2 separate regions of the Homo sapiens genome follow, and region 2 is linked to region 1. Evidence: chromatin contacts called from ENCODE Hi-C or POLR2A ChIA-PET data. All regions are on one chromosome and are shown on one strand. Each heading gives the region's core, a stretch centred on a gene start or an enhancer-like site at or near the end of the contact. The rest is flanking DNA. Distances are from core to core; before and after follow the strand shown.

What was found. A loop is a pair of places that touch in the nucleus more often than their neighbours do. ChIA-PET counts read pairs that join two places held with the same protein, here RNA polymerase II (POLR2A). Pooled maps may share reads with other maps.
Region 2: a map of Panc1 shows a loop between it and region 1 (2.3-fold over the local background). The contact joins the enhancer-like site here to the promoter of C3orf33 in region 1. A Hi-C loop is called at or near these places in 3 of 168 maps with a recorded cell type or tissue (Panc1, colonic mucosa and naive thymus-derived CD4-positive, alpha-beta T cell) and 2 of 50 pooled maps. POLR2A ChIA-PET finds 5 or more read pairs at or near these places in 3 of 52 experiments (A673, Caco-2 and GM12878).

What each region holds. Positions count from the first base shown.
Region 1 is chr3:155,804,931-155,807,579 of GRCh38, forward strand. It overlaps C3orf33 (chromosome 3 open reading frame 33), which reads right to left and starts at 1,348. Exons shown (of 5, transcript NM_001308229.2): 1 at 1,209-1,348. The coding sequence starts at 1,322. RefSeq lists a silencer at 1,283-1,632.
Region 2 is chr3:155,949,692-155,952,340 of GRCh38, forward strand. No RefSeq gene overlaps it. Among named protein-coding and RNA genes, the nearest start is that of GMPS, 80 kb to the left of the region's middle. Within about 2 kb of position 1,325, at least 2 of the 41 ENCODE cell types and tissues checked have a DNase peak (open chromatin) inside an H3K27ac peak, as active enhancers do.

The sequences.
Region 1 (2,649 bases), core at 98-2,597:
CCATGTACGTGTCCAAAAAGTTCTCTAGATTTTCCCCAATAAATCATTTATTCCAACTCCTTCTCCTTATCAGCAACTATTACCAGCCTCCTTGGACCTCTTTCTTTGTACCTCACACCCAAACAATTCATATCACCACAATTCTGTGTCTTAGCCACAACCCTCTCTTGCCTGGTGGCCTAACATGTCCCTCTCTTGCTTCAACTCCAGAGGCTTAGTGCTTCACTTAAAAAAAAAAAAAAAAAAAAAGGCAGGGCACCAGTGGCTGATGCCTACAATCCCAGTGCTTTGGGAGGCCGAGGCGGGCAGATCTCTTGAGACCAGGAGTTCAAGGCCAGCCTGGGCAACACAGGAAGACCTTGCCTCTACAAACAAAAAACAAATTAGCCTGGTGTGGTGACAAGTGCCTGTAGCCCTAGCTACTCGGGAGCCTGAGGTGGGAGGATTGCTTAAGCCCAGGAAGTGGAGACTGCAACGAGACATAATGGTGCCACTGCACTCCAGGCGTGACAGAGGGAGACCCTGTCTCAAAAAAAAGAAATCTATTCGGGAGGCTGAGGTGGGAGATCACTTGAGGCCAGGAGTTGGAGGACAGCCTGGACAACATAGCAAGACTCCCAGTCTCTAACTCTAAAAGAAAGTAGTCGATGGGGTAGCGCACGCAACCTGTGGTTCCAGCTACTCGGGAGGCTGAAGTGGGAGGATCTTTTCGGCCGAAGTGGGTGGAGCAGCAGCAGTGAGCTATGATCGTGCCACTGCACTCCAGCTTGGGCCAGAGAGGAATACCGTGTCCCTAAAAAATAAAATTAAAAATAAATAAAAATTAGAAATGCTCTCTCCCAAGGCGTACAGGACTTCCCTGCTCTTCCTCGGTCTCCTCTCTGGGCCCTCCCCAAATGCTCTAATGGACCAGGTGGCATCCCCGAGCTGGGCTGCGTCTCACCCTTTGAGGTGCCCCCTACAGCCCAGCAAGGATCCAGAACAGTCCTTGTAATAATGAGGCCGAACTGGCCCCCTGGCCCGCCCCCGGCCCTCTGCAGCCCCGCACACACGACACTCGCGATGTCGCCCTCTCGAGCTCATTCCCCCGCAGTTTTCTGTCGCTCCCCGGCCCCGGCGGGATCCACGCCTGAGGCCTCACGTTGTTCTCAGGGTCGCTCTGTGCCGCCCCGCGCCCACCACCCGCCCAGACTGCGTGGCCCCAGTACCCGGACTAGGCGCAGGTGGTCGTCTGCCCACTGCGAGATCCGAGCCACGACGTTGGGCTCCATTCCGTCCTTGTCGGCAGACGGCGAGCCGGTGGCCGCGGGCTGCCCCGCCATGTTCCCGGCCTCCTGCGAGCGGCCCTGAGCTCCTCCGGCTGGCGGCAGGGGGCGCCGCTCACCTCGGGAAGGCGGCGGGGTCCCCTTCCCCGCGGACCGGGGTGGCCCCGCGACCTGCAGTCGCCAGTGGGCGGGCCCCAGATATCAGACGTCTTAACAGTGCCCCAACCGCTTTTATGCAGGGTGATTCCACGATGCAGGAGATCTCTGAGCAGCACTGTGGGGGCTGAAGCATTCCCTATCAAGCTAGTAGGATGATTGTCAGCTGGTGACTTCAATTCACTCAGCTGCAACGTGGTTTTCGCAGGTGCCACACAAGGAAGGAAATTGAAGTAATTCATTCCTTCCACCTGCTCCCAAGGAACAGCATATGCATATTTTTTAACCAAATACGACCTGTCCTTGAAACCTATGCATATTTCTTATATTCAAATTGTGCTTTAAAGTTTTAAGAGCTGCTCTGAAAGCCTAATATCACATGCTCTAAATCTTTGAGCTGTTAGAAAACAGTAGTTAATACATTTTAAATAAAACAAAAATTAGATACAGAGCAGTGCAAATAATATGGTAACATTTATGTAATAAAAATATATATTGAGGCCGGGTGTGGTGGCTCCTGCCTGTAATACCAACACTTTGGGAGGCCGAGGCGGGCGGATTACTTGAGGTCAGGGGTTCGAGACCAGCCTGGCCCACATGGCGAAATTCCGTCTCTACTGAAAATACAAAAATTAGCTGAACCTGGTGGTATGCGCCTATAATCCCAGCTACTCAAGAGGCTGAGGCAGGAGAATCGCTTGAACCTGGGAAGCGGAGGTTGCAGTGAGCCAAGATCGTGCCACTACACTCCAGCCTGGGTAACAGAGCAAGACTCCATCTAAAAAAATAAATAAATACTAAATACTATACAAGAAACTAGTAACAGTGACTACCCCGGGAAACGGAAGGTAGGAAAGGGCAAGAGGTTTCACAATCTGCCACCTCTAATAAACATTTTTCAGTGATAGAAATGTCCTGTAGCTTCATGTGGGTATTGCCTGCATGAAATGTGGCTACTGAAATCAAGGAACTGAATTTTTAACTTTATTAATTTTAATTAATTTAGTCACATATGGCTAGTGGCTATTATATTGGAGAGTGCAATTATACTACTGGAGTTTTTTTTTTTTTTTTACTTTATGCAAATATTACCTTTAAAAGTCAAAACAGACTATGTTGTATTCCTAACAATACATATTATGAGTGGTGGCTTCAAGGAGTGTATTGTCTCTGTGTTATAGCCAATAGAAAGTAAATAACAGCCGGGCGTGGTGGCTTACGCCTGTAA
Region 2 (2,649 bases), core at 75-2,574, 140 kb after region 1:
GGGGCACCAGAGTACAGGGTGCTGGGCTGGTGGATTCCAATCACGATTCCTGTGATGGGTAGGAACTTGGCATTATTATCCAAAAGAACCAAGCCAGAGAGCAAAGGATCCACAGATGAAGGAATGTAAGTTGACGTTAAATGAGGCTGCAAGTGTTGAAAATGTGCGTGACAGAAGGAAAAAATCTGAGTTCAGTTTTGCAGTTTAGGATAATCAAACTCATCATCCTGGTTTAATAGTTAAGAAATAATGTTAAGGTTTACCTGAGTTCTCTTAGCACAAGAGTTAAACACCTCCCAAATCTCCACCTCCTCCAGTGCACCCCTCCCCCACACCCTCCCCGACCCCCTTGCTCTAGTGAGGCACAAAACCTTCCCTGCTTTATTTCTGATTCTACCTGGGAAGAAGTTTCTATTTTAATTGGTTCCTTTTCTTCATCTTTTAGTAAAAAGCCAGCCTGCCTCCATTTAAAATAAATTTGCAGCACCAATATCTGGGGGAAAATAAGTGAAGTCAGGTTTCGTGTTTTTGTTTTCTTTCTTTCTTTCTTTCTTTTTTTTTTTTTTTTGTATTCTTTTAGATCTTTGTGGTTTCCTAGGAAAAACAAAAATAGGGTATATGAATTGGTGAAGTGCAAGCTGTTGAAGCTAGCATAGTATGACTTGGTCCAATTATAAGTTTAAAGTGCGTTTTGGTATCTATCCATCTGAAAGCTATGCAGGCCTAATTATGCCCCGTGCCCTCTGTCTTCTTACTGCCTAGCTATTGAACTACTCCTTTGTCACTGAGAAGGAAAGGCATGAAAACACAAGCTATAGTTGATTCTTGAACAGCATGGGTGTGAACTGCGTGGGTTCACATATCCCCGGATTTTTTTCAACCAAATGTGGATGGAGAAACAGCATTTTCAGGATATGAAACCTATGGAGGGAGGATTGGCTTTTCATATACCCAGATTCTTCAGGGCTTACTGGAGGACCTGAGTATGCGTGGATTTTGGAATACACGGGAGTCCTGGAACCTTACATACACAAGGGTTGACTATAGTTTTATTTCCTTTTTTTTTTTTTTTTTTTGAGATGGAGTCTCGCTCCGTCGTCCAGGCTGGAGTGCAGTGGCGCGATCTCAGCTCACTGCAAGCTCCGCCTCCCGGGTTCACGCCATTCTCCTGCCTCAGCCACCCGAGTAGGTGGGACTACAGGCGCCCGCCACTGCCCCTGGCTAATTTTTTGTATTTTTGGTAGAGGCGGGGTTTCACCGTGGTCTTGATCTCCTGACCTCGTGATCCGCCCGCCTTGGCCTCGCAAAGTGCTGGGATTACAGGCGTGAGCCACCGCGCCCGGCCTAGTTTTATTTCTTGATAACTTCAGCCCAGACATAGTGTGAGTGGGGGAGGAAATACACTATCGGCCTCAAGGTTATTTGAGGCTTATCTCTAGTTCTTTCAGATTTCTAAAACATGGGAATTGGTAAGGACCCAGGAAAAGCGTTTAGTTTTATCCCATAGGGCAACTAAGTTTCCAGCAGTGGAAAGATTGCACTCTGGTTAAAGCTGGAGCTGCAAAGAAAACTCCCGTCTTGGGACTCCTGCCTGGGAGCACTTACCACCATATTAGACTGCCTGCTGGCCTGCCCTGAGGATCCTAATGGTCAGGGTAGACTTCCCCCAGCCCCCTCCTAGCACATTTGAGAGCAAATACCTTTTTCCATTGGTCAGTCTTGTCTATGTCTTGGGTCATTGCTATATTGTTTATATGCCTTTGCTTCTCCTTCCCCCCATCAAGTTCACTTTAAAAATAAACTCATTCTGCTTCTTTCTTAGAAAGACCAGCGTCCTTTTAGCAGACAAACATCACCTGAAAAAGTTTTTCTTCCCCCTTCAAGCTAATCTGTATCAGATCATAGGGACTGATTTTTCAAACTTAGAGGTCTTTTAGAAAGCAGAGTTCTAAAAAGAGTTTTAGAACTTTTAAAGTGTTCTTATTCTAACTTTTTAAGTGTTTGAAGAAAAGAGCAATTTAATGCCTTCAGAAGCTAATTCATTTACTTATTTAACCAACATTTGAATTCCCACTCCGTGCTTCAGTCACCTCATTATACTGAAACAGAAGAGAGTCATAATGAAGTTCTCAGATACTTTGATTCTGCTTTAGACAGAGCTATGGAGGGAGTGATGTTTCCTTTATTAACTCATGCAGCTTTTTGATGAGGCCTCCTGGGATCTCAGTAGCGGGCCTGGATGAGACAGAGATAAGCCTCCAACATGAGGGCAGGCTCAGCTTCCATAATTAGGGTTATAGAGAGGCAGTGTGCTTTGGTGGCTAAAAGAACGAACTGTAGAGTCAGACAGGCCTGGGTGCATTACTGTGTGGTACATTTATAACAGTTAAGGAACTCATATTTGTGCATTAGTAACCAGGCACATTTTATTAATAGTTCACTAGATTTTTCCTAATGTCCTTTTTCTGTTCTAGGATCCCATCCAGGACACTACATTACATTTAATTTTCATGTCTCTTCAGTCTCCCCTTGTCTGTAACAATTTCTAAGACTTGTTTATAATGACCTTGACAGTTTTGTTTAGTACTGAAGTGGCGTGGACATCATTTGTCTGGGTAAATACCTGAGGTTGGTTGTCTCATGCCAAGG